Linked DNA regions of Mus musculus: regions 1 and 2 are each linked to region 3. A link is a loop called in an ENCODE intact Hi-C map of the cell type or tissue named here. Cell type or tissue: heart. All regions are shown on one strand.

Region 1 (8,000 bases), 280 kb before region 3:
GAGGGCCAGACTCCCTACCCCCACTCCCGGTTGGAAAACCACAGTAAATATCTTCAGTAAAAAGCAAGGTCCTGGGAACAAGGCAGATGCCCACAGTGCCTCCCTGGGCAGCACAACTCACACTGACCACCAGGTGGCGCTAAGTTCCCAAGTTCTGGCAGACCTACAGGCTCCACAGCTGGATAAGGCTGGAGCTGGAAATCACCAGAACTTGCCAGAATGCAGCGGTAACACAGAAGGTGGGTGGGTCCTCCCTGTCTCCTCTGGCCCTCTAGGTGTTTTCCTGTCAGTCACTAGTGGACTCTACACCTTCCAAGCTGCAGGTCAGCTCTTCCCCAAGGGAGAGAGGCCGTGAATAAAGCAATGTCGGAAGAAAACAGCAGAACTGGATTCACCCCCTCCCCACTATGCCCTCAGCACTTGCTAAAGGCAGGTTTATGTAGGAACTGCTCTTAGTCCTATTTCACAGGCGAGAGAGCTGAGGCACGGAGAGGCTGCAGAGCTTAGCCCATGCACTTTGAGCTCTCTGGCTCCCCAGGAGAGATAGCCTATTGACAGTCTCTTTTTGCAGGTGACTTGAGGTCCAGAGACTAAGTGTCTTTCTCTTTCCTCCTCCTCCGCTTTTTAAGTTTTATTTCGAGACAGGACTTCTCTGTGGAGCATTGGCTGTCTTTGAACTCACTCTGTAGACCAGGCTGGCCCTGAAAACACAGAGATCTGCCTTCTTCTGCCTCCCTGCACTGCTAGCCCTGAAAGATGGGACACTGTGAAGTACCAGAGTTATAGTCATCTCACCACACAGATGAAGGAACTCAGTCCCAGAGAGGGGAATCATTTATCCCTGGGTGGTGCAGAGGCGAGAGAGCGCGTGCCCGCGCATGTTCAGCAAGAAGGTGCAGTGCTCAAAGACTGCCAGAAGAGGGCATCGGATCCCCTAAAACTGGAGTTAGAAACATCTGTGTGCCCCCATGTGTGTACTGGGAACCAAAACTGCTCTGTAAGAGCAGCCAGTTGTTCTTTTGGCTGCGAGCCTCTCCTTTAACAGCTGAGCCATCTCTCTAGCACCCCCCCCTTTTTAACGTGGGGTGGGCACAACTACACACGTGTGAAAGTAAGACAACCACATTCACAGGTCAGTTTTCCCCTTCTGTTATTTGGGTCTTTGGGATTGAACTCAGTCAGGCCGGAAGGTGAATGAGTGTCTCTACCTGTCACAGAACCATGTCGCCAGCCCTGTGATGTTTCTTTCTGTCCCTAACCATCCCAGGAGCCTTGTGGCCCTCCTCACACAGCCGTCTGCCTTCCCTTTCCTGCTCCAAAGCCATCCTAGCCTTCTCTATAAACCTGCTCACAGCCCATGAGGGGCTGGGATATGTGTGATGGCCTCTTGCTTGTCAGTTTGACTACATCTAGAATGAACTAAACCCCAAGGGCTGTGAGGAATTTTTGTTTGTTTGTTTTTGTTTTTCGAGACAGGGTTTCTCTGTATAGCCCTTGCTGTCCTGGAACTCACTTTGTAGACCTTGAACTCAGAAATCCGCCTGCCTCTGCCTCCCGAGTGCTGGGATTATTTGGCTTATTTTGGATTTTTTAAAAAAACATTTATATGAGTACACTGTAGCTGTCTTCAGACACACAAGCCACTATGTGGTTGCTGGGAATTGAACTCAGGACCTCTGGAAGAGCAGCCGGTGCTCTTAATGGCTGAGCCATCTCTCCAGCCCCTCATTCTGGATCTTTTGAGGTCAGAAGATCTGGGCCACGCCCTCTGCTGGCAACCTATATAAATATGAGCAAAGACTGAAGCTTGCTCTCTGTGCCTGCTTGCCCTCACTCTCGCTGGCAGGTCTGTTCTTTCGCTGACATTAGAGCTGCCTCCTTCAGGCTTCCAGCATACACTGAAGTCCAGCTGAGACACCAGCTTCCAGGATTGATCAGCTGCCGGCACATTCTTGAACTTTCCACTGGTAGACAGCCATTTTGGGGCCACACAGCTGACCGTAGTGTGTAAACCATCTTAATTGTCCTTCTATCTGTCCACTCTATTCCGATCCTTTAGGGAACCTGACCGACAGGTATGGGATGTCAGATTCTTACTTGTAATTGTCCCTAGGACAAGCTGGGGCGGGACCAGAGGACAAGGTGGGAGGCCATTCCTCTCAGTAAACCCACTGAAAAGATTCCATTCGAGACCCAGGGTCTAGGTCTGGGTTATAAAAATTCATCTCTGATGCTGCTGCCACCTCCTTACCACTCCCACCCCCGCCCTCCACCCATACACTGAACCCTGGCCTCTGCTGCCTGCCCTGAGGGGCATCCTGTGGTTGCTTAGAAACCTTCTTTTCTGTTTCAGCCTTGGCCTCTTCCTCCTGGGCTGCTGGGCCACCTTCTCCCTCTACCTCTCTCTTCCACCTGGATGGCTAGGTCATTCCTCGATCTCACCTGTGTGTACCAAGGGTTTAGCACCGAGCCAGCTCTGTGTTGTGAGATGGTTCAAATCTAGTTCTATCATTCTATGCTGTGCTGCCTCCTACAAATTCTTCAACCTCTCTGAGCTTTGTTTTTCACTTGCAAAGGGATTGTAGTGAGAATCTGCACACCAATATGCACAAAACAAGCGAGCAAACAGTATGAGGTGGCTATCCAGTGAAGGTGACTGAGCACTCTAATGTATGCCTTTTAAAAATCTGTATATATACATGTATATGTACTTATTGTTGTTTTGGTTTGGTTTGTTTCCTGACAGGGCCTTACTATGTAGCCCTGGCTGTCCTGGAACTCACTCTGTAGACCAGGCTAGCCTCAAACTTTAGAGATCTGCCTGCCTCTGCCTCCCAAGTGCTGGGGTTAAAGACTTACTACCACTCCTGGCTATTTATTTTTTATTTTTAATTAAAAGAAAAGAAGTCAGCAGACTCCCTGTCCTCCTATTCTTTCCTCTACCCTGATGTGTCCAGAGGGATCACCGAAAAACAACCCGACCCATTTACACACATCACCACCTGCTCAAAAGCCACCTGTGAGCCAGGCACACGCCTGCCATCCCAGCACTCAGGAAGGAGAAGCAAGTGGATCTCTGTGAGTTCAAGGCCAGCATGGTCTACATAGATAATTCCAGGCTAGCCAGTAACATTGTGAGACCCCGTAGGAAAAGAGGAAGAGAGAGAGAGAGAGAGAGAGAGAGAGAGAGAGAGAGTGAGAGAGAGAGAGAGAGAGAGAGAAGCCACCAAGGACTCCCTGGTATCTGGGCATTCAGGTCCCACTCTTTACCAGTGCCTCTCAGGCCCTTCCTCTAGCTCTTCCCTGGGTCGTTTCTCCTTTAATTTAGTCTCCACTGCAATCCTGTGGGTCCGGGTCTCTCCCAGGACAACCAGGGTTTCCTTTCCAGCGCCTGAGCTCATGTTGTACACGAGTCGAACAAATACACTTTTGTTGCCCAAACAAAATGCCTGTGTGTTACTTTTGGTCTCTTTTCTGCAGTGCCTCTTGTCTAAGCATGCCTGCCACTCTCCAGCCTGGCTCTGAACAGCCTCCCGTTGCTGATCATTGGCAGGGACGTTGGACCCACCTCAGGTGCCTGCTGGTGCCTCATCTCAGGGGGCGCCTTGAATATCATGTGTCCAGAGTCTAGCTTGGCTATCGTTCCAAGGTCATTCACACCCCTCAGTTCCTAAGAGGGGCATTGAGTGGATTTGCTAATGGCAGCCTTGCTTGCCCAGGGCCTACTCCATTTCCTAGGCTTCCCATGGTTCCTCGGAATTGCAGGCTGTCCTCCAGGCCACATCACAGAGCTAGGGGAGATCCTACCATCAGAGAGAGTCATGGGAGACAGGGAGGAAGACAGGTGTGAGCATGCCTCTATAAGGCCCCACCAAGTCTTTCCAGCTCCAACAACTGGGCGCCTGGCCCCCGATGACGCCCTTTTACCCGTCTCTGATGCTAGTTAGTTTACGCTGAACCGACTCCGGCCTCCAGGGAAGTCAATTTATGCGCTAACTCATTCCTCAAACATCTGCACCTCCTGCGCTGTACCAGCTCACTGAGGTGCGCTGGGAAGATACTGAGGATGCTGAGGATATTATGATGAGAGACCGAAAAAAAAGTCTCAAGACAACGTCACTCGCACTGATTTCACACCAGGGCCGTTGGTCGGTCTGAGAGCACCCACTGGCTGAGATCTTCTCCACTGAGCTGGGTGCCCCTTCTGCAAAGTGGAACAGGGCTGGTCGTGCCCAGGGCCTGCCAGTGCTGCACCTGAGGCAGCAGGGGGAGCCACCGGTAAGGACTCCCGTGCCCCAAGGAGCCTCTTCTGAGAAGGAAATATTATTTAACCTACATTGTGTGGGCGGGAAAACACGGGGTCCTTGGAGCCTAGCCAGCCCCTGTCTTCAGGCTGTTTGGCTTTGTTTGTTTTTTTGGCCTCTTTTTTTTTTTTTCCTCTTTCTTTGGGCTAATTGTTCTCATTAAATCTTTTTGTCCTGTTTTGTTTTTTACGGGCTGACAATGCTGCCCAGCGCTCAGCGCAGCTTCCTGTGTTTCTGCCCAGTGCAGACCTCGTTTCCTGTTGTGAGCAGTCGTCATGGCAACTGGAGCCCTCGGTGGGCTCCACGGGGGGCCGACAGGGGGGCAACAGGAGTGACATCACTCGGTGGGAAGGCAAGGGGCTGGGGTCCGTCAAAGAGGGCTGCTGGAGGCCGCCTGCGGGCAATTGCTGTGGGGTGACTCAGCCTCGAGACAGGGCAGAATGCCTCGCATTCTTTCGGGAGGTAAGCAAGGTCAGGCAGCTAGGCTGGGATCCTGTTTACCTGACCCTAGCCCCCCCCCCCCGGGGGACCCAGAGCCAGTGCCGTGCTCACTAGGACAGAACCCCCAGAGCTCAGACGCTGAGCCTGGAGTGGAGGAGGGGCGGGATCCAGACTCCCAGACCAGTCTGAGACCAGCTTCAGGTCACTGCTCCACCAGGTGACAGCTGTCACTCTGAACAAATCACCCGGCCTCCTGATTTCTGATGGAGGGATCCCATGAGAATGACTCCTTGGTCTCCAGTCAGCTGAGATGACTGGGGCCCAGGAAAGCAGGAGTCACAGAGCTCCACACTTCTCACTGCCTGTCACTTGCTCTAAGGCTGGATGAGAATGAAAAGCTGGGGACCCCACTTGAATCCCTTGGTGAGCCCCAAGTACACAGCCTAGACAAAGGAATAGAGAAAGCTAGCCTTGAAAGGCAGGGCATGCACCCTGAAAATACCAGGGCTGGGGTGTGGACAGAGCTCACCTGCTCCATTCGCATGCTCCCTGTTTCTGTGACTCCCCTCGGCCACCAACATGAGAATGGAGTCTGGACGAGCCCTCTGAGCCCATGTATGGTTCCTGACCAACCTGAATCCCACAGCCCCGGGGACCACGTAGAACAGCTTCTAGATGGGGTGCCAGGCCCTACCTAGAGTCAGACTGCCCACATTCACCTTTGGCTAGCTTCAAAACAGATCAGTTGCCAATGGGAGGTCTCATGTTGCAGGAACCAGGACAGGGCCCCAGTTATCACGGATAAATGGAGACCACCTGGCTCAGTAGCCAGCCTTAAGAACATGCTTGCTAGTCAGTGCCTTTGTAGCTTCCCAAGCTACCAATTCACCTTCTATTGCACCACACAGGGTCCCATTCTTTAGTTCTGGCTGTCCTGGAACTCTGAAGACCAGGATGGCTTTGAACTCTGAGATCCTTCTGGGATTAAAGGCATGTTATCCGCCCCCCAGCCCCCCACCCCATGCTTGGAGAAGTTTACAACTTCCTGGGTTGCTATGAGATGAAGCATCTAGCACATAGTAGGCCCACACAGATGCCCACTGCCCTAGCATCACCTACCCAGCAGTGCTGGAGACCCTGACTCTGGGTGCCCATCCCAATTTATCCGTACAAATACAGTGAGAGGCAGCGCGGCCAGCTACCCCGCGGTTTTCCCATAAAGGGACCGGGTTTCCCTGGATAGGAAATATCCTGTTCTGGCTGGAGGGGGGAGGAAGAGGAGCGGGAAGGACACAGCCGCCTACATTCCTGGCATTCTTGGCAGCTGTCGTGTCCAGCTGCCTGGCTGTGACTGGGGGCACTGGCCCGGTGCCAGGCCAGCCTGGCCCCACAGAGCCGGATTCCTCTTTGGGTGCCCTTGGACTTGGGGGTAACAGGGGGATCCCTCTTGTTTTCAACCCTCCACTCAATTCAAAAAGCTGAAATCCAGTGCCAGAAGTTGGGATGTGTGTGTGGGGGGGTGGGTGAGGGTCTGAGGACAGCTGTTGAACAAGGAGGGACTTCTATTTCCAGTCCTTGCCCAACTAATGGTGGCCCTAGGAGGTGCAGCAGAGCAGCCAGGGCACAGTTGGAAAAGCAGAGGGACCTCCTTGACTCTCTGGCGGCCGAATGATGGGCTCTGAATGCCCATCACCGAACACTGTAAGATGGCTAAGACACTGTCATAGACTCCTAGAGGAGCCCCTCCCTAATCAAGGGCAGGAAGCCAGCCCTTCCCCACACAGGGCTGGCATCGTGCCTTACAGTGGTGTCCCTTTTTGATTTACTTATTCTGAGACAGCCTTGCTGGGCAGTACAGGCTGGCCTTGAACTCTTGGTCCTCCTGTCCTGGCTTCCTGAGTACCAGAATTACACACACGCACCCCACCCCGCCTGCCCAACTTTATCTAGTTACTGAGAGGGTCAGCTCTGGCCTGATACTCGGGGAGGAGGCTCTGGAATCAGCCCCCCGGGAGCACCTCAGGGGGTCCTGGGAGGAACTGGACTAAGATCACTAAGATCCGACAGTTAGCCAGGGCCAGCTGCCTGCAGCCTTCCGAAGAGTTGTGTTTGTTCTTTCCCATGTCCTCTGTCACCTGCCCCCATCTCAGCCCCGAGAAAGCAGTGTGGGAAGGAGTTGCTGCTGCTCCCTGGGATCTGCCTCGGGGGTACACTCTGCCAAAGCCTGAGGCTGTGCACAGGTGGCCCCAGGCACTCTCCATTCTGGGAGTGGAGAGAGGGACGCAGCAGGAGAGGCAGCTTGACATCAAGAATCAGTACCTAGACCCAGACTCCCCTGCCTGGAGACTTTTGATCCCTTTACTTTAGACTATCCTGTTTTCCTTCTCAACAGCTTATGGGGCTCTGGTGTGGGCCACATGGAGAAACCGGACTTCTCTGTGCCCAGCTAGGAAGGACCCAGGCTATCCCAACGACTGGATATCCCATTCCCACTTTACCATCATGCACCTGGGGCTCTGGGACTGATAGTCCTGCTCTACTGTCTGTGGTGCCAGGTTTCTGGATTTAAGTCTTTGGTTCTCTGGCTACCCGTCTACCTACACACACCCTTGAGAATATTCAGAAGACGGAGCCCCACTTTGTCACCTGTCCTGGCCTCAAGCCAGAGTGGCACATCTGCTCTCAATAACCACCCCCCATCTCCATTTTGTCTGTCCCAGAAAGTTCAGTCACTGTCAAAGCCATCCCTCCACCTTCCCCTGGTGCCTCTCGGCCGCCTGTCCTGTCTGTCTGGCCCTCTATCTGTCTGTCTGAGAGACAGTAGGAGGAAAAGCCTGGAGCCTCACCCTGCTGGATGCACGTGTCCAGTGCATTGTTCTCTCTCCTTGGGGAAATGTCAGTTGCAAAGCTTGGGAGTCACGGGGCGTGTGCTGGGAGTCCCTGAGGGCTGGGGATACACGTTTGGAAATGTATTTATAGAGGACAGGGTCAGAATAGAGTGAGGATGCTTGCTGGAATACATCATGATAAAAAAAATACAACAGAACTGGGCGTGGTGACGTGTATAACACTCGGGAGGCAGAGGCAGGGGCATTGTCTTATAGTCACTATAGTACGTTACAAAACCTTGTGACACTGTCGCACCTGTAGTCACAGCACTCTTCCAGAGAACGCACTTGGATTCAATTCCCAGCATCTACATGGGGCCTAACTCAAGTTCTGGGGGACCTGACACCCTCTCCTGGCCTCTGTCAG
Region 2 (8,000 bases), 130 kb before region 3:
TGTTTGTTTGTTTGTTTGTTTTTGGAGACAGGGTTTCTCTGTGTAGCACTGGCTGTCCTGGAACTCACTCTGTAGACCAGGCTGGCCTTGAACTCAGAAATCTGCCTGCCTCTGCCTCCCAAGTGCTGGGATTAAAGGCATGTACCACCACCACCCAAGCGAGATCCAATTTTCAAAGTAGAAACAAAACAAAATGAAGACACTCACATTTGCTACCTGTGCAACTTTTTTTTTTTTTTTTTTTTTTTTTGGTTTTTCGAGACAGGGTTTCTCTGTGTAGTCCTGGCTGTCCTGGAACTCACTTTGTAGACCAGGCTGGCCTGGAACTCTTTTCTTTTCTTTTTTTTTTTTTTTTTATGGTATGCTTCACAAATTTGCGTGTCATCCTTGCGTAGGGGCCATGCTAATCTTCTCTGTATCGTTCCAATTTTAGTATATGTGCTGCCAAAGCCAGCACTTGTGCAACTTTTAAAAATAAAAAATAAATATGAGGGCTAGCAAATAATAAACACGAGGCACTTTCCATGTCTGATGTCCTGAGTTCAGTCTTTGGGATTCATTTAGTGGAAGAACAGAAGCAACTATTCCCAAGTTGCCTTTAGATTTCCACGCACATGATAAATAGAATGATAGCAAATTAAAAATAGGGGCTTGAGAGATGGGTCTGTAGTTAAGAGTACTGGCAGCTCCTCCAGCACCCACAAGGTGGCTCACAGTGGTCTGTAACTTGAGTCCCAGTGAATCCAGTGCCCTCATTTGGCCACTGTGGGTACTGCACATTTAGGCCACACACATGATGCAGGCAAAAAAAAAAAAAAAAAAAAAAGAAAGAAAAAAAAGAAAAGAAAAAAGAAAAAAAACATATGCATAAAAATAACTAAAATGTTCAAAAGCTTTTAATTAAAAATAATTGGAAAAAAAAAGTCGGGCGTGGTGGCGCCCGACTTTAATCCCAGGCAGAGGCAGGCAGATTTCTGAGTTTGTGGCCAGCCTGGTCTACAAAGTGAGTTCCAGGACAGCCAGGGCTACACAGAGAAACACTGTCTGGAAAAACCAAAAAAAAAAAAAAAAAAAAGGAATAGTTGTTCGCCTAGTCCCTTACTGTTGGCATAGTTTACTCCTGTGCCTGTCTTTGCCCTGGCAGTTCAGATTTGGAGCTGACACTCCAGTGATCTCTCAGCAATACTCTCTTCCTTGATGCTGGCTGGGTTCTTACCTTGTCTTTTCTGCATCTATTTGCATTTCCGTAAGCCTGCTTCTGATACCTCTTCAACTATGTGGTAGCCTTTCCTTTATTTATTTTGTTTGTTTGTTTTTGAGACAGGGTTTCTCTGGGTAGCCCTGGCTGTCCTGGAACTCTGTGTGTAGCCCTGGCTCTGCTGGGATTAAAGGTGTGTGCCACCGCTGTCAGCCATGCCTTTTAAACTGCACGGTCATTGTGTAAACCACATATACGTAGATAGGTTGATTAGTTCATTGATTTCCCGTGTGCCGGGTGACAAGCGTGTTAATATGAGTAATTGGGATTGGAATAAAATCACCTTGGCTAGATTACCAAGGTGTAGGCGGCATACTTGTTGTTGAAACTGCTCCACCCTGTGAATTTATTGTTATGAGATAAATCGTGGAAAGATATGAACGTGTTCATCTATGTGTGCCATAGAACTCAGGACAAGGTACATATGGGCAAGAGGAGGATATTTGTACAACATTCAAGGACTTGTAGTAAGTACCGGTGCTGGCTGCTCAGCCCAGGAACCTCCTGACCACACAGTTTTGTGCTTCAGGGAAAATGCTTTGTTAGATGTGATGGCTAATGCCTGTGATCTCAGGACATGGGACTGTCCCGAGTTTGAACTGAACACGGGCTATACAGTGAATTTAGCAGTTAAGAGCACTTGTCCTTGCAGTGGACCAGAGTTTGATTCCCACACAGTGACCCACAAAGGTCTGTAGAGCTCCAGGTCTAGGGAATCCCACACCCTCTTCTCACCTCCTCAGGCAATGCATTTATACGATGCTCATATGAACATGCAGGCAGACACTAATACAAGACAAAGAGAAAATAAAAATGAAAAAAAGTCTTCCAATGTACAAAGTTATAAAGATCTTCCCTTGTTTTCCTCTAGACGTTTTATAGGATCATAGTATAACAGCTGCCTCAGACCTGAAACTCCATCACAGGGATAAAGCAGCAGGAGGAATAGAAATTCAAAACCCATCCCCCTCCTCCCGGTGAATTCCAGAGGCCGGCCTCTACAAGCCACTCTGTCTCAAAAACAAAACAAAAACAACAAATAAAAACAACGACAAAAGCCCCCGAGAGAGCCGGGCGTGGTGGTGCACGCCTTTAATCCCAGCACTCAGGAGGCAGAGGCAGGCGGATTTCTGAGTTCGAGGCCAGCCTGGTCTACAGAGTTCCAGGAGAGCCAGGGCTATACAGAGAAACCCTGTCTCGAAAAAAACAAAAAACAAACAAACAAACAAAAAAAGCCCCCAAGAGCCCCAAAGGGCCAACTATGTTGGGGTTGGGAGGGGGTAGAGTATATTTATTGACCACCTACTGTTTGTGAGGCCTTTGGATATAAACAAAACCTGACCAGCAGGAGCACACAGACAGAGGAGACAACGGAAGAAATAAGTACATAATTAATTATTGGATTAAGGAAAGGGATCGGGAGCTGTGGTGGAAGGGGAAGGGAGTCTCAGGTCTGTTTTTTTCCCAGCTTTTGCCTCCCTTACAGCGCCTTCCAGGTCAGGGGGCGCGTGCATGACATCATCGGTGGAGCTCGGCGGCTAGGTGGTTCTGGGGGCCCGAGAAGGCTGTGCAGATCTCTTAGAGAGGGTCATTACTGCAGCCAGCGACCTACGGACGCGTTCAATGAGCCACTGTACGATCAAACGGAGCCCCTTCCCTTTATTTGAAGCAGAGAGCGAAAGGAAAGAGGCAAATGAATAAATAAATAAATACATAACAAAAAGAGTTTCCTGAAGAACTACATCTCAGAGGGCTTCCGAAAGCGGGGATGCGGCTGCACTCTCTGTCCACACCCTGATCACGCGCTATTTTGCAAAGAGGTCACCCCGCTGGCTGGGAGCGCGCCCCACACCGGGACCCCAAGAAGCACCCGCTTTCTGAGCGCGAGCTTCGGGGAGCTGCACCTGCCGTGCACGGACGCCCCCTGGCGGGAGCCCCGGCAAGCACTAGCCGAGCGCAGGGGAGGGGGCGGGGGCGCCGCGCACGCGCACGGGTCGGCGGCGCGCGCCGAGCGGGGGGCGCCGCGCGGTGCAGCCACGATGGAAGGGGGTGCGTACGGAGCGGGCAAAGCCGGGGGCGCCTTCGACCCCTACACCCTGGTGAGGCAGCCACACACCATCCTGCGCGTCGTGTCTTGGGTAAGGACACAGCAAGGCGGGCTGGGGCGCGGGGCGCCGGACACCGACGCGACCTCACCTGGCCCGGGCGGCCCTGCTGACACAAGCGGATCACGGCCCCTGTCACCGAGGTCCTCAGTCCCATCGCCGAGACCTCCAGGCTGTCGCTGCTTTACACTTAGCGGCTAGGTTCTCGTGCGTCGGTGGGGACGGAGCCCAAGTTTAAGGCCGCTTATTGGGGGGCGCGGATCAGGGCGTGGATCTTTTTCTAGGGCGCACTGCTGCACCTGCCGCGCGCTTTCGGGGCGAGGACCTGGAACTAGATTTTGTTGCTCACTCTGTACGCTGCGGAGCTCTGAGTCTGGAGCCTGGATTTTTGGGTTCCGTCAAGACCCGCATCTGTTTTGCCGCGTGACCTTGGGCAGGGAACCACCCCAAAAAAGATACGAGGGATTCAGTTCGGATCTGGGTGGGGAGCGTCACCTCTTATGTCATGCCTCAGTTTCTCGATTTATAGGGGTGGGAGGAGCCAGGCCCCTTTGGGCTCTGACATTTTATGAATCCGCAACTCTCCGATCCCTAACAAACACCTGAGTGGATTCTAAATGTGGTCTGGAGAAAGGTTCCTTCCATGCAATAGAGAGCAGAGAAGTCTGTTTGTTCGCAATCTTTAGCCCACCTAGTCCGTGCAGGTCCCCCAGTGCTGAGTGGGGCTCAGCTCAAACCTGGGGGGTGGGGCAGAAACATCTTGAAGGAGTGGCTCAGGAGGCCTTGCACCCCAGGGTGAGGAGGCCTGTAGGCTCTGGGGTTGGCTGGCTTCATGGAGGGTCTTGCCCCTGTAGATCTGGGGGTCCATTCCTGTTGTGCTAAGACCAGAAGAGCCTGCATTGGTGACACGGGTCACGGACCCCTGGGGGCTAATAACCGAAGTCAGCTGTGACCCGGGCTTGCAGAGGTGCCCTCCTTTCCTCGTTTTCAGGGCCATTTCAGGATCTGATGCGTGGAATGGCTTGAGATTAATTCTGGTCTTACGGGGATCTTTTACGTTTCCTTCTTGTGGGGAGCCTTGTTTCTGTTACTCTTCATGGCCGTGCAGCCCAGCTATATCCGCGAGGGTTTGTGACACCGGATTTATTCATTCTTGGCCCTCCCCAGCTCTCAGATGCCCCTGCAGGCCCTAGGTAAAACGGGAACCCTGGAGGCACCTGCCTGCTCAGGTGCGCTGCTTCCTCTGACCTCTCTGGAGCCCCTGGCTGGGATGTTGGAAACACAAGCTTTGTGAGGGGGCGTGGGCGTTCCTTCTGCTTGGGTCATTTCTACCGGTGATGGCTTCATTTAGCAAAGCTTTATTGAGTCTGCCAGGCCCGGAGGGGAGGGAAGGGAGGGAGGGCAGCATGACTCAGGCTCAGGCTCGGTCCTGATGCTCAGGGAGCCCACAGTCCTACTAGAGAGGGAGCCAGGACCAGAGGTCTCCCTGCTGTGGCATGGATGTGCTTCGTGGAGGTGATGTCATGTTGGTTCTAGTGGGACACAGAGGACCTACACTTCACATCAGGGTCAAAGGAGGACATGCCCAGCAGGAGGGAGAAAAATGAACTAGATCTAGCACCCACTCATGGATCTTGGGAAAGGCAGGCAAGCCTTGGAATTCAAGTCTTCCTGTCACCAGAGGACTGGGCTTCTGATGCAGAGGAGATGGCAACTCCTGTAGTTTCCAGACTGGGAAGGTTGTAAAGGTGATGAAGCCCAGCCCCAAGCCCTTCCCGACCCGACCTTCAGGCCCTGCTCCCACACCTGGATCCCAGGTGCTCTATATTTTTAGCAATGGCATTTAGAGGGGAAAAAAAAATGTTTTTAAAATCTAGATTAAAAAAAAAAAAAAAAAGCTTTGGTCCTGGGGCAGTGGTGGTGCACACCTTTAATCCCAGCACTTGGAGACTGAGGCAGGTGGATACCTGAGATCAAGGCCAGCCTGGTCTACAGAGTGAGTTTTAGGACAGGCAGGGCTACACAAAGAAACTGAGTCTCAAAAAAGCCTCCCCCCCCACCCCCGGCCCCACAAGAAAGGCTTTGAGCAGTGGTGCATGCCTGTACTGTCTGTACTCAGGAGGTAGAGGAAGAAGGATCAGAGTTCAAGGCCAACCTAAGGTAGATAGCAAATTGCCAGCTTGGGCTACAGGAGACTGCCTGAAAGGAAGATAAAGAGTTTTGCACCCCTACCTGATTACTGAAGTATTACCTGCTCATTATTGGACAGCAATGTGGGATACATAATACCATTGAAGTACACACTTCAGGTGAAGAGGGGACTAGGGTTGTGGCCAGTGGTAGACCACCTGCCTAACAAGTGTAAGGCCCTGGTTCAGCTCCGGTAGGGTGGATTGGGGTGGGTTGGGTGGGGTTGGGTGGGGTGAGAAAGAATGAAATAGAAGAAATGGTAAATTTCATGATGTGCCGCGTTGTTTCTGTTCCATCTTTTTGAATAGTCTGTGCTGTATAGACATCTTCAACACATTCTGGAGCAGGCCCCCACGCCTTCTCTCTGCCCTCACGTTTTTGCATCTACTGTGGGGTCTGGTAGCCCCATACTTCCCCATGGAGCTAAGAGAGCCAGGGCCTGGGTCTGGGGTGACCGATTTGTTCAGGTTTGTTCGAACCTTCCTGGCTTTAGCATTGATAGAGCCAGATTCCCAGGCCCCCATCCCCTTCAGGCCCATTCAAGCTGGGACTACTGATACCACGGCGTGGTGTGTGCCAGCACGATGTACACATAGGCGTGTGGGTTTGTAGAACTTGTACCAGGATGATCGTTTGTTGTTGATTTTCCAAAAGGTGAGATGGCGGGGGCGTCACTCAACCTGGACCCTGTGAACCTTGGGTCCCTGGAGCCCACTGACCCCAATGGCACAGAAGCAGGGCTTCCCAGAACCCACTTGTCCCTTGACTCTTGGCTGTCATTCCTTCCCCCAGGCTGGGCAAGGCCAGACTGCACTTGATGAGGAAGGCAGAGCTGGGACTCCGTCCAGGGCAACTGCAAGCTATTGCCACCATCTGTTTTCTTATTCCCTTTTCCCCTCCCCAGTTCTGTTTTAAAAAGACAGGGTCGCCGGGCGTGGTGGCGCACGCCTTTAATCCCAGCACTTGGGAGGCAGAGGCAGGCGGATTTCTGAGTTCGAGGCCAGCTTGGTCTACAAAGTGAGTTCCAGGACAGCCAGGGCTACACAGAGAAACCCTGTCTTGAAAAACCAAAAAAAAAAAAAAAAAAAAAAAAAAAGACAGGGTCTTATTATATAGCCCAGGCTGGCCCCAAACTTGATACATAGCTGAGGATGACCTTGAACTGATTGTCCTGCCTCCGCCTCCCTCTGGTGCTGGGATTCTAGGCTGTGCTACCACACCTGGCTTTATTCAGTAACAGTGGTGGAACTCAGGACGTCACTCGTGCCAGGCAAGCCCACCATCAGCTACATCCTCAGCCTCCTTTAAATATTTTAAATTTTCATTTCATTTTTTAAAATGTGTATGTGTTTATGTGTGCATATTTGTGCAGGGGACAGAGGAGGAAGAGATCATTTAAACCCTTGGAACTGGAGTTAGAGGCATGAGCCTCCTAACCTGGGTGCTGGGAATTGAGTACCATTACCGGTCCTCTGGAAGAGCAGCAAGGGCTCTTACAGGAGTATCTCCAGCACCTTTTAACTTTTTGTTTTTGTTATTTTTTTGGTTTTTTTGAGACAGGGTTTCTCTGTGTAGACCAGGCTGGTCTGGAATTCAGAAATCCACCTGCCTCTGCTTCTTTTGTGCTGGAATTAAAGGTACACCCAGCTAATTGGTTTACTTTCTTTTTTTTTTCTCCTTTCTTTCTTTCTTTCTTTCTTTCTTTCTTTCTTTCTTTCTTTCTTTCTTTCTTTTTTTAAAAGATTCATGTAGGGGACTGGTGAGATGGCTCAGCGATTAAAAGCACCAATTGCTCTTCTAAAGGTCCTGAGTTCAAATCCCAGCAGCCACATGGTGGCTCACAACTATCTATAATAGGATCCGATGCCCTTTTCTGGTGTGTCTGAAGACAGCTACAGTGTACTTACTGATAATAAATAAATAAATCTTAAAAAAAACAAAGAGTGATGTATAGCCTAGGATGTCCTTGAATTTATGATCTTCTGGTCTCCCAAGTGCTAGGGTAATAGCTGACTTCATGTGGCAGCTAAAGCCAGCCGGAGGAGTTGGGATGGGTGAGCCAGTCCTCAGCCCCATGACTCAGAGGAACAAAGCTGAGCCTGGAGGGAGTAGAACAAAGGCCAGGGAGACTATGAGGAGAAGCCAGGAGGGGAAGGGAGAGGCTGATAACAGGGGAGTTGGAGAAGCCAGGCTTGGAAGCCAGACCTGAAAAACCTGCTTCCTGGTGGGAGAGAAAGCATGCAGGGTATAGAGCAAGCCTTGTGACAGCCTCCTTCAGCCTTGCTTGGCTGTGTGACAGAGCAAGATATTCTGCAAGCCTCAGTTTCCCCATTCATTAAGTAAGGGAAGGGCAGTGTCTTAGATTCTATATGTATAAGTGTTTTGCCTATGTGTACGTTATACACCACTTGTATGCCTGGTGTCTGTGGAACTCAGGATACAGCATC
Region 3 (8,000 bases):
GTACTCGTATACATAAATTTTTTTTTTTTTTTTTTTTTTTGGTTTTTCGAGACAGGGTTTCTCTGTGTAGCCCTGGCTGTCCTGGAACTCACTTTGTAGACCAGGCTGGCCTCGAACTCAGAAATCCGCCTGCCTCTGCCTTCCAAGTGCTGGGATTAAAGGCGTGCGCCACCACGCCCGGCTTTTTTTTTTTTTTTTTTTTTAAGCCTACTTGCCAATGAGGTTAATAGGTCTTCAATAGGTCACATCTCTCTCCTGGAATGCCTCTTGCCCACAACATCAGTGGTCCCCAGTCTGCAATGGCTTAGACTTGACACTTATGCTAAATATCACTTAGGAAGAAAGCCCTTTTGTTTTTGTTTTTGTTTTTCAAGACAGGATTTCTCTGTGTAGCCCTGGCTGTCCTGGAACTCACCTTGTAGATTAGGCTGGCCTTGAACTCACAGAGATCAGCCTGCCTCTGCCTCCTGGGTGTTGAGATTAAGGGTATGCATCACCACTGACCAGCAAAGCCTTTTCTCATAACAGTAACTTCTGGTTGTTAGGGTCCCAAAACCCAAAACAACCCAAGCAGACCCAAAAGAGTCCACACAAAGCAAGATCTATATTTGAATTAGGCAGCAAAAACTGACCAGTCAGGGACAGCAGCACAGACTCAGAAGCTGACTGCAACCCCAAATGTTCATCTTAGTAAACATATAAACAGAAAAATCACAAGGCCCATGCACATCTGTCCTAAGATACAGTTACAATTTTTCATCAATCAATCTTTTTTTTTTTCTCTCATGGTTATGTTTTGGGGAACAAAATAAGGATAAGGAGAAAGTTGGCTAGCCATCTGGAAAGCTCCCCTAGAGCCCAGGAAAATCATTTCATCTGATGATCAAAATGGAGTCTGAAAACAAAATGGTAGCCCTTAAGGGTTATAAGTCTCATTTGATTGATCCCAACATGGCTTGCCTGGAAGCCTGTCTTTCTGAAAACTGAGCATGCTCCCCAGGACCCGAGCCTTTTGGAAGGTCACAAGAGACATAGCCAGGTCCTCTTCTACTCAACTGTCCATCAGCCAATTGAATAGCCACTAATCACCATCCTTGACCAACCTTTCTCCTCACTCTCTCCTCCTTTCTCAGTACTGAGGAGTGAGCCAGGGCCTCATACATGGTAAGCAGGTCATCTACCACTGAGCCACACCCTTGGCCTTCTTTAAAAAAAAAATTAGTGCAATTGAATTAGTTGGTTATTTTATTTTATTTTAGAAAGGGACTCAGCATGTAACTCTGTCTGACCTGGAATTCAGAGTTGGTTCTACCTCCCTCATGCTGGGATTAAGGGCATGTACCACCATGCTTTGCTATTTTGGGACAGGGTCTCACCATGTCCAGCCCTGGCTGGTCTGGAACTCACAGAGATCCCCCTGTCTCTGCCTCTTGAGTGCTGGGATTAGTCGGGCATGTGCAGCACCAATGCCTGACTCACTTCTTTATTTTTGGGACAAGAGTCTATTTATGTATTGTAGGCTGGCCCTAAAGTTGTGATCCTCCTGCCTCAGGTTCCTGAGTGGCTGGGATTGCAGGCTGTCCCACCAGGCCCAGGTCCCCTGCATCTCCTGACCAGTCCATCTGTGGACTGTCCATCTGTGGACCAGCACAGTGTCCCTCTGTGCTGGTTTGTTCTGTGTCAAACGTAACACAAGCTAGAGTCATTAGAGAGAAGGAAACCTCAATTGAGAAAATACCTTCAGAAATCAGGCTGTAGGCAAGCCTGCCGGGAATTTTCTTAGTGATTGTATGGGAGCATCCTTAGGCTGGTGGTCTTGAATTCTATAAGAAAGCAGGCCTAGCAAGCCATGTGGAGCAAGCCAGCACTCCTTCATGGAATGTAGATCAGTTCTGGCCTCCAGGTTCCTGCCTTGTTTGAGTTCCTGTCCTTCAATAATGGACTACACCATATGGAAGCCCAATAAACCTTCTTCTCTCCAACTTGCCGTTGATAATGGCTTTCATCATTACAGCAACCCTGCAACATAGTAACCCTGACTAAGGCGCTTTCTATTAATAGAACTTTAGGCTCAACATCAGTTGGCAGGTTTGGGAAGAATGAACGCCACCTCCCTCCATCCCCCAGCTGGGTTGATAAAGACGCCGGTACTGAAGTGGGCAACTGGACTCTGTGACATTTTTAAAAGGTTGTGGATTCTTTGTGCTTGGGGCAACCCCCTCAAAAAAGTTCTTACCCTAGCGTAGTTGGGCACATCACCCTCACGACAGGACAGTGTGACCTTTTGGTCTGACACCCACAGGTTCCACTTAACTTCCTTTACTCTGTCTTGGTTCAACTTATTGCTGCATCCAGTCTGGCTGCAGACTGTGAGACCCACCCTGAAAGCTGGGCATGGTGGCATACGCTTGGAACCTTAGCCATTGAGAGTCTGAAGCCGGAGAGTCATCTTGAGACCACCACCAGCTGGGCTACCTAGTGAGAAAGAAAGGAAGGAAGGAAAGAAAGAAAGAAGAGGGGGTACTGGGGAGATGGCTCACTGGTTAAGAGCACCAGCTGCTCTTCCGGAGGACCAGAGTTCAATTCCCCACCACCCACATAGCAATTCACAGCTGTCTATAACTCCAGTTCTAGGGTATTGCCTACTCTCATGCAAGCAACACCAACACATTAAAAATTAATAAATTTAAAAAGAAAGAGGGAGGGAGGAAGAGAAGGAAAATGAAGGAGGGCTGGAGCTAAGGCATCATTGTTAGAGCATTTGATTGGTATGCAGGAAATCTTGGGTTTGATCTTCCAGGCTGCTGGAACCAGGCATGATGGTTCACGCATGGAATCTGAGCAGTCGGAAGATGGAGGGGAAGGAACAGGAATTCAAGCTCATCCTCAGCCCCACGGCAAGTTTGAGGCCAGCCTGAGCCACCTGATTGGACCCAGTCTCCCTGAGAGCCTGGGTTCTTGATCTTGGCATTACTGTCATTCTGGGTCAAGCTCACTCTTGGTCATGGAGCCGTGACACAGGTGGCAAGTTATTAGTAGTATCCTAGCCTCTGACAGCTAGATGCCAGTGCAATACCCTCCCCAAAAGCATGACAACCAACTGTGTCCCTAGACACAGAATATCCCTTTCCACTTAGAGCTGGTGTGTGTGTGTGTGTGTGTGTGTGTGTGTGTGTGTGTGTGTGCTAAGATGCCCTAGAGCAGATGTTCCCAACCTGTGGGTCCGACCCCTTTGAAGCTGCTTTACGATCCTTTCACAGAGACAGTTTAAGACCATTAGAAAACACAGATGTTATAGAGTTAGGGAGGTTGAGAACCACTGCCCTAGAAGGAACTAGAAATATGGGCAAGAGAAGCAGATGCAGGAGAGCCCAGTTCAAGACCACTGCTGGCTACATACAGAGTGTATCATTGTCTCAAAACAAAACAAAAAGCAAGGTGTGTCGGTGCCTGCCGTTCATCCCAGCACCCAGAAGGCAGAGAGACCGGTCTGATCTCTAAGTTTCAGGCTAGTCAGGGCTACATAGGGAGACCCCCGCCTCAAAAAACAAACAAACAAACAAACCAAAACCAGAAAGGGGGAATGGGCTGCCAGGTGCTGCCCAGATGACCTTGAGTAGCTCTGAGGGAGCCTGGGCGCGCTGAATTGGGTGGACTGGTTACCAGTTTTCTGAGGTCAACGACAGAGCACACTAACCCAACTGGGTCCCTTCCAGCTGGGCTGCACTGCCCCCTGGTGGTCAGCGAGGCCTAAGGCACCCACCTGCCAGCTCTCTCCCCCTTCATTCTTCGTTGTGCTACAGAGGACTCAAAGCAGTTCATACAAACATCTATAGCCAGGGTGCCGATGAGGTAGTTGGATGAATGAACACATGCCCCGCCAAGCCGGACATCCTGAGTTTCATCCCTTGCATCCAGATGCTGGATGGAGAGAACTGACTCCTGTAGGCGCACATGCAGCACATGTATGCAATAAACAAACAAGCGTAATATAACACCTCAGTTATAGATATGGTTTTGTTTGGTTTGGTTTTTTTGAGACAGGGTTTCTCTATGTATCCCTGCCTGTCCTGGAACTTACTATGTAGACCAGGCTGGCCTTTTAACTCACAGAGATCTGCCTCCCTCTGCCTCTTTAGTGCTGAGATTAAAGGTGTGAGCCACCATTGCCTGGACCCATATTATGGTTTTATGAAAGCATTTATATGTATGAAAATTTAACTATATATTTTAAAAGATTTATGTGCATAGGTGTTTTGCAGGCATGTATATCTGTGTACCACATGTATGCAGTACCTATGGAGGCCAGAAGAGGGCGATGAATACTCTGGAACTGGAGTTGATTGTGCTGATGACCCCTTGTCCTCTTGCAGGGCAGTCAGTCAGTGCTTTTAACCACTGCACTATTTCTCTGCCCCTCTGAGTGTATTTTAGTTACATTCACTGCAGTGAACAATCTGCATTATTCATCTTTTGACAGATATCATTTTTTTCCTAAACGCAGCCTAGATTTTCAAAGACAAGGTGGATACTGACATAAAAAGACAAAAAACAAAACAAAACTGGGCATGGTGATGCACACCTCAAATCCCAGCACTCAGGGAGGCAGAGGCAGGCAGATCTCTGAGTTCAAGGCCAGCCTGGTCTACAGAGTGATGTTCAGGACAACCAGGGCTACACGGAGAAACCCTGTCTTGAAAACCAAGAAAGGGGGGTGGGCGAGGGGAGGGAAAGAGTCAGGCAGACGGACTGTGCATTGCTCTCTGAGGACCTGAATTTGGCTCTCAACACTAAATCCTGGGGATCAGATGTGACCTCAAAACCACATTCACTTATGTTTACACTATCTGTCCATACACATATAATTTTAAGATAATAAAGATACATCCTCCACCAAAAAAAAGAAAAATCACAGAACTCTATGAAAGTCAAACAAAATGAAGCCTAAGAAATAACGCAGAATGAAGAGGGAGGAAGAAAGGATTTGTCTGTTCTCCTTTTCCGTAGATAAGAAAGTATCAGAACTTTCTAGGAAGTGGCCAACCTTTGAACACACTCAGCAATGGAGGGTATCCATCTGTGTTCAGGTGTGAGCTCTTCTTGGTGTCACTGAGCTCTGGCATGAAGCACCCAGGGCTGCTCACTCTCCCTTGCATGCTACCATCTACTCCTCTGGGCTGGTCCCTAAAGAGACTGTATGCAGCACAGGCAAGCCTAGGGCAGCCACTCTCCTCCCAAGGAAGGAGGATTCCTGAGCATTTGGGGCCAGCTGGGGAAGGGCAGTCTAGGTTTCATAGCAAGGTCCCGGTTCAGAGAGTCAGAGAGAGAGAGAGAGAGAGAGAGAGAGAGAGAGAGAGAAAGGCATTTGTGTGGGCTCTCCATGCGTGCATAGTTAGAACAGCAAACCCCTTTTCTGCTGAACAAATACCTTAAAGAAACACACAAGCCCGCACTGTCAGAGGCAGGTGGGTCTCTGGGTTCAAGGCCAGCCTGGTCTACAGAACAAGTTTCAGGACAGCCAAGGCTACTGTACGAGACCTTGTCTCCAAACAAACAAACAAACAAACAAACCCTTGGAGGGAAGCAAGAGCGACAAGCTGCTTTTGGTGAACCAGGAGTCAACGGTGTCAGAGGCCAAGGCTGCCAGACCCTCTAGTGACTTTATGAACCTCGAACACTGTCTCAGATTATCCCTGTTGTTTTACCAATCTTTTTGCGTTATAAGTGGCAGTCTTGGGGCATCCCGGCATCTGGGTGTCCACTTTGTCCTTTGAGGAGGCAGCATGGTAAGGCCTCATCTATAAAATACGTACACAGTGCACAGATACCCAGTGCTCTCAGGAGCAGAGGGGATGGAGAGGGGATAAGAAAACCATCTGCCACTGACCGTGATGGAGTATAACTTTAAGCCCAGCATTTGGGAAGCAGAGGCAGGTAGAACTCTCTGTGAGTTCAAGGCCAGCCTGGTCTATAAAGCAAGTTCCAGGACAGCCCAGAGCTGTTATGCAGAGAAACCACAGGCTCGTCTTCCATCGGCTTGTCCCAACATGGCTGTGCAATAGGCAGCAGAGATTTACATGTCTCCCTCCTGCCTGCGGACCCTGCATCTAGCACATGGCTCTGGGACAGTGCTAACTGGGTCCTAGGCTGGCTTGCTCTCCAGAGCTTCACTGCTCTGGTTATAACCATTTCCTCCACCAGCCTGGGTTGTCCCCTGGGAGGGGTGGGGGAAGCAGGCTGGACTCAGTGCTCTCTCTTGTCACTCAGAAACAGTTTCCAAATTTATTTCCCACTGTTTTAGGTGGACTAGCATTTACAGAGGGGCTCGACTTTCTAAGACAACCTACTGGGCAAAGTAAAAGAACGTGTGGCACAAATCACACACTTCTGTCACCCGCTGGAGCAGGGGCTACCCTTCCAGGAAGGCGTACCTGACCGCTCTTTCAATCTCCTTGTCCCCTCTGTGCCACATAAAGCTCCCTCGTTCCAGCTTCTTCAAATTCCCTCCAAAAATGGGTTCTCTTGCCCCTCTCCACAGCAGGCCAAAACAAGTGGCCCCAAGCCAAGACCATCTGGGCACAGCACAAACGGCTGGCTTTTGTCCCCTTCTTCTTCCCGTCATCCTCCCTTTTACTTCTCAGTAGAATCTCCCAGGCCTCCAGGACTCGCCTTTCATTCTCCAGCCTCCAGGTTTCTGCCCTGGTTCTCGCTGTGCCAGCTAGCCACAGAGAGCTCCTAGTGCGGAGTACAGCATCAAGCTCAAGGGGCTTTGTGATCACATGCAGTTCTTCCTTGGAGACCGTGACCCTGGAGACCACGCCTCCCTTTGTGACTATGCCCTCTGTCTATCCTCTAGCCTCTCTGTCCAATTTTCTGATTGTCCCTTCCCAGTTCGCTTGTCTCTTCAGAGTTAGATTTTAGTGTCCCCAGCAACGCCCCCGGCCCCCTGTGGAGAATTCAGACCTGAGTTCAGAATCTACTTCCACCATTCAGCTTACTGCCAGTGCCGTAGTAGTTCCAGCATTGGGGTGGCTGAGGCAGGAAGTGCAGGAGTTTGAGGTTGGCGCTAGGGAGATGGTTCAGTTGGGAAGGTGTCTGACACACGGAGGACCTGAGTTTGGAACCTCGGTATCCATGTAAGATGCCCGTACAATAGGGCGCACTTGTGAGCCCCGTGCAGGGAGGCAGACAGAAGGATTCTGGGGGCTGGCTGGTTGGTCAGCTAATCAAGCTGAAAAGGGAAGATTCGGGTTCAGTGAGGAGCCCTGTCTCAAAATAGAGGACAGTTGAAGAAGACTTCTGATGTTGACCTCTAACCTCTCCACACACATGAACACATGTACATTTGTTTTTTGTTTGTGTGCTTGTTTGTTTCTAACAGACTTAATTCATTTATTTTTCTTGTATAAAAACCCTTTTGTGGTAGCCACAGCTCGAGCTGAACAGAGACTCTGGTGTGGGTTTTCACAAGATGATCAGTGAATTCCTGATAAGGAGACTTGGTGAACACAGAGGTCGGGGGTCAGGTAGGTCTTGGAGGTGGCATCAAAGGTGGCCTTGGCAGTGTTGCCCAGGGTGGCAGTGTAGTCTTTGACTGAAGTGTAGCAGTCGTCTATACTGGCCATCATCAGGAACTTCTTGGGTACAGGAGCAGAGACAACGCCAGTGCCTCTGGGAGCAGGGATGAGACGCACCAGCACAGAGTCACAGCGACATGTCGCCTTGCATGGAACAGTGTGGGGCTTGCCAATCTTGTTCCCCCAATAGCCTCTCCACACAGGGATGATGGAAACCTTGGCCAAGGTGATGGCTTCTCAGATGGCAGTGGCAACCTCCTTGGAGCACTTAACGCCAAGACCAACGTGACCATTGTAGTCCCCTATAGGGACGAAAGCCTTGAACCTGGTCCGCTGGCCAGCCCGAGTCTGCTTCTGCACTGGCATGATTTTCAGAACCTCATCCTTTAGGGATGCACTCAGGAAAAAGTCAATGATCTCAGT

The links. Hi-C counts contacts between places; a loop is a spot of excess contacts. Peaks named below come from ENCODE experiments on the same cell type or tissue, not always from the same donor. Only the 100,000 strongest peaks of a DNase experiment are listed, where the experiment ranks them.
Region 1: it touches region 3 in a loop (3-fold over the local background); 14 of 42 quality-filtered maps call a loop at or near these places.
Region 2: it touches region 3 in a loop (3-fold over the local background); 19 of 42 quality-filtered maps call a loop at or near these places.

Annotation. Positions count from the first base shown.
Region 1 is chr15:79,946,071-79,954,070 of GRCm38, forward strand. It overlaps a transcript of Cbx7 not described here. Among named protein-coding and RNA genes, the nearest start is that of Cbx7, 17 kb to the left of the region's middle. RefSeq lists an enhancer at 3,867-6,395. In heart, CTCF peaks have their summits at 909 (motif pointing right), 1,786 (motif pointing left) and 4,266 (motif pointing right); DNase peaks (open chromatin) are centred at 151, 4,851, 6,031, 7,531 and 3 weaker places; H3K4me3 peaks cover 1,956 bases; H3K27ac peaks cover 4,292 bases.
Region 2 is chr15:80,088,097-80,096,096 of GRCm38, forward strand. Syngr1 (synaptogyrin 1) reads left to right here and starts at 3,238. Exons shown (of 4, transcript NM_207708.1): 1 at 3,238-3,396. The coding sequence starts at 3,298. Gm24204 (a small nuclear RNA gene) reads right to left here and starts at 457; the gene lies at 351-457. It overlaps Gm31134 (predicted gene, 31134), which reads right to left and starts at 3,738. Exons shown (of 2, transcript NR_168675.1): 1 at 3,455-3,738; 2 at 2,637-2,915. In heart, CTCF peaks have their summits at 719 and 3,167 (motif pointing left); DNase peaks (open chromatin) are centred at 725, 3,195 and 6,354; H3K4me3 peaks cover 1,815 bases; H3K27ac peaks cover 1,038 bases; H3K27me3 peaks cover 3,787 bases.
Region 3 is chr15:80,221,689-80,229,688 of GRCm38, forward strand. Gm46521 (a long non-coding RNA gene) reads left to right here and starts at 3,913. Exons shown (of 2, transcript XR_001781722.2): 1 at 3,913-7,526. It also overlaps the pseudogene Gm8375. In heart, CTCF peaks have their summits at 3,738 (motif pointing left) and 4,304 (motif pointing right); a DNase peak (open chromatin) is centred at 3,723; H3K27ac peaks cover 287 bases.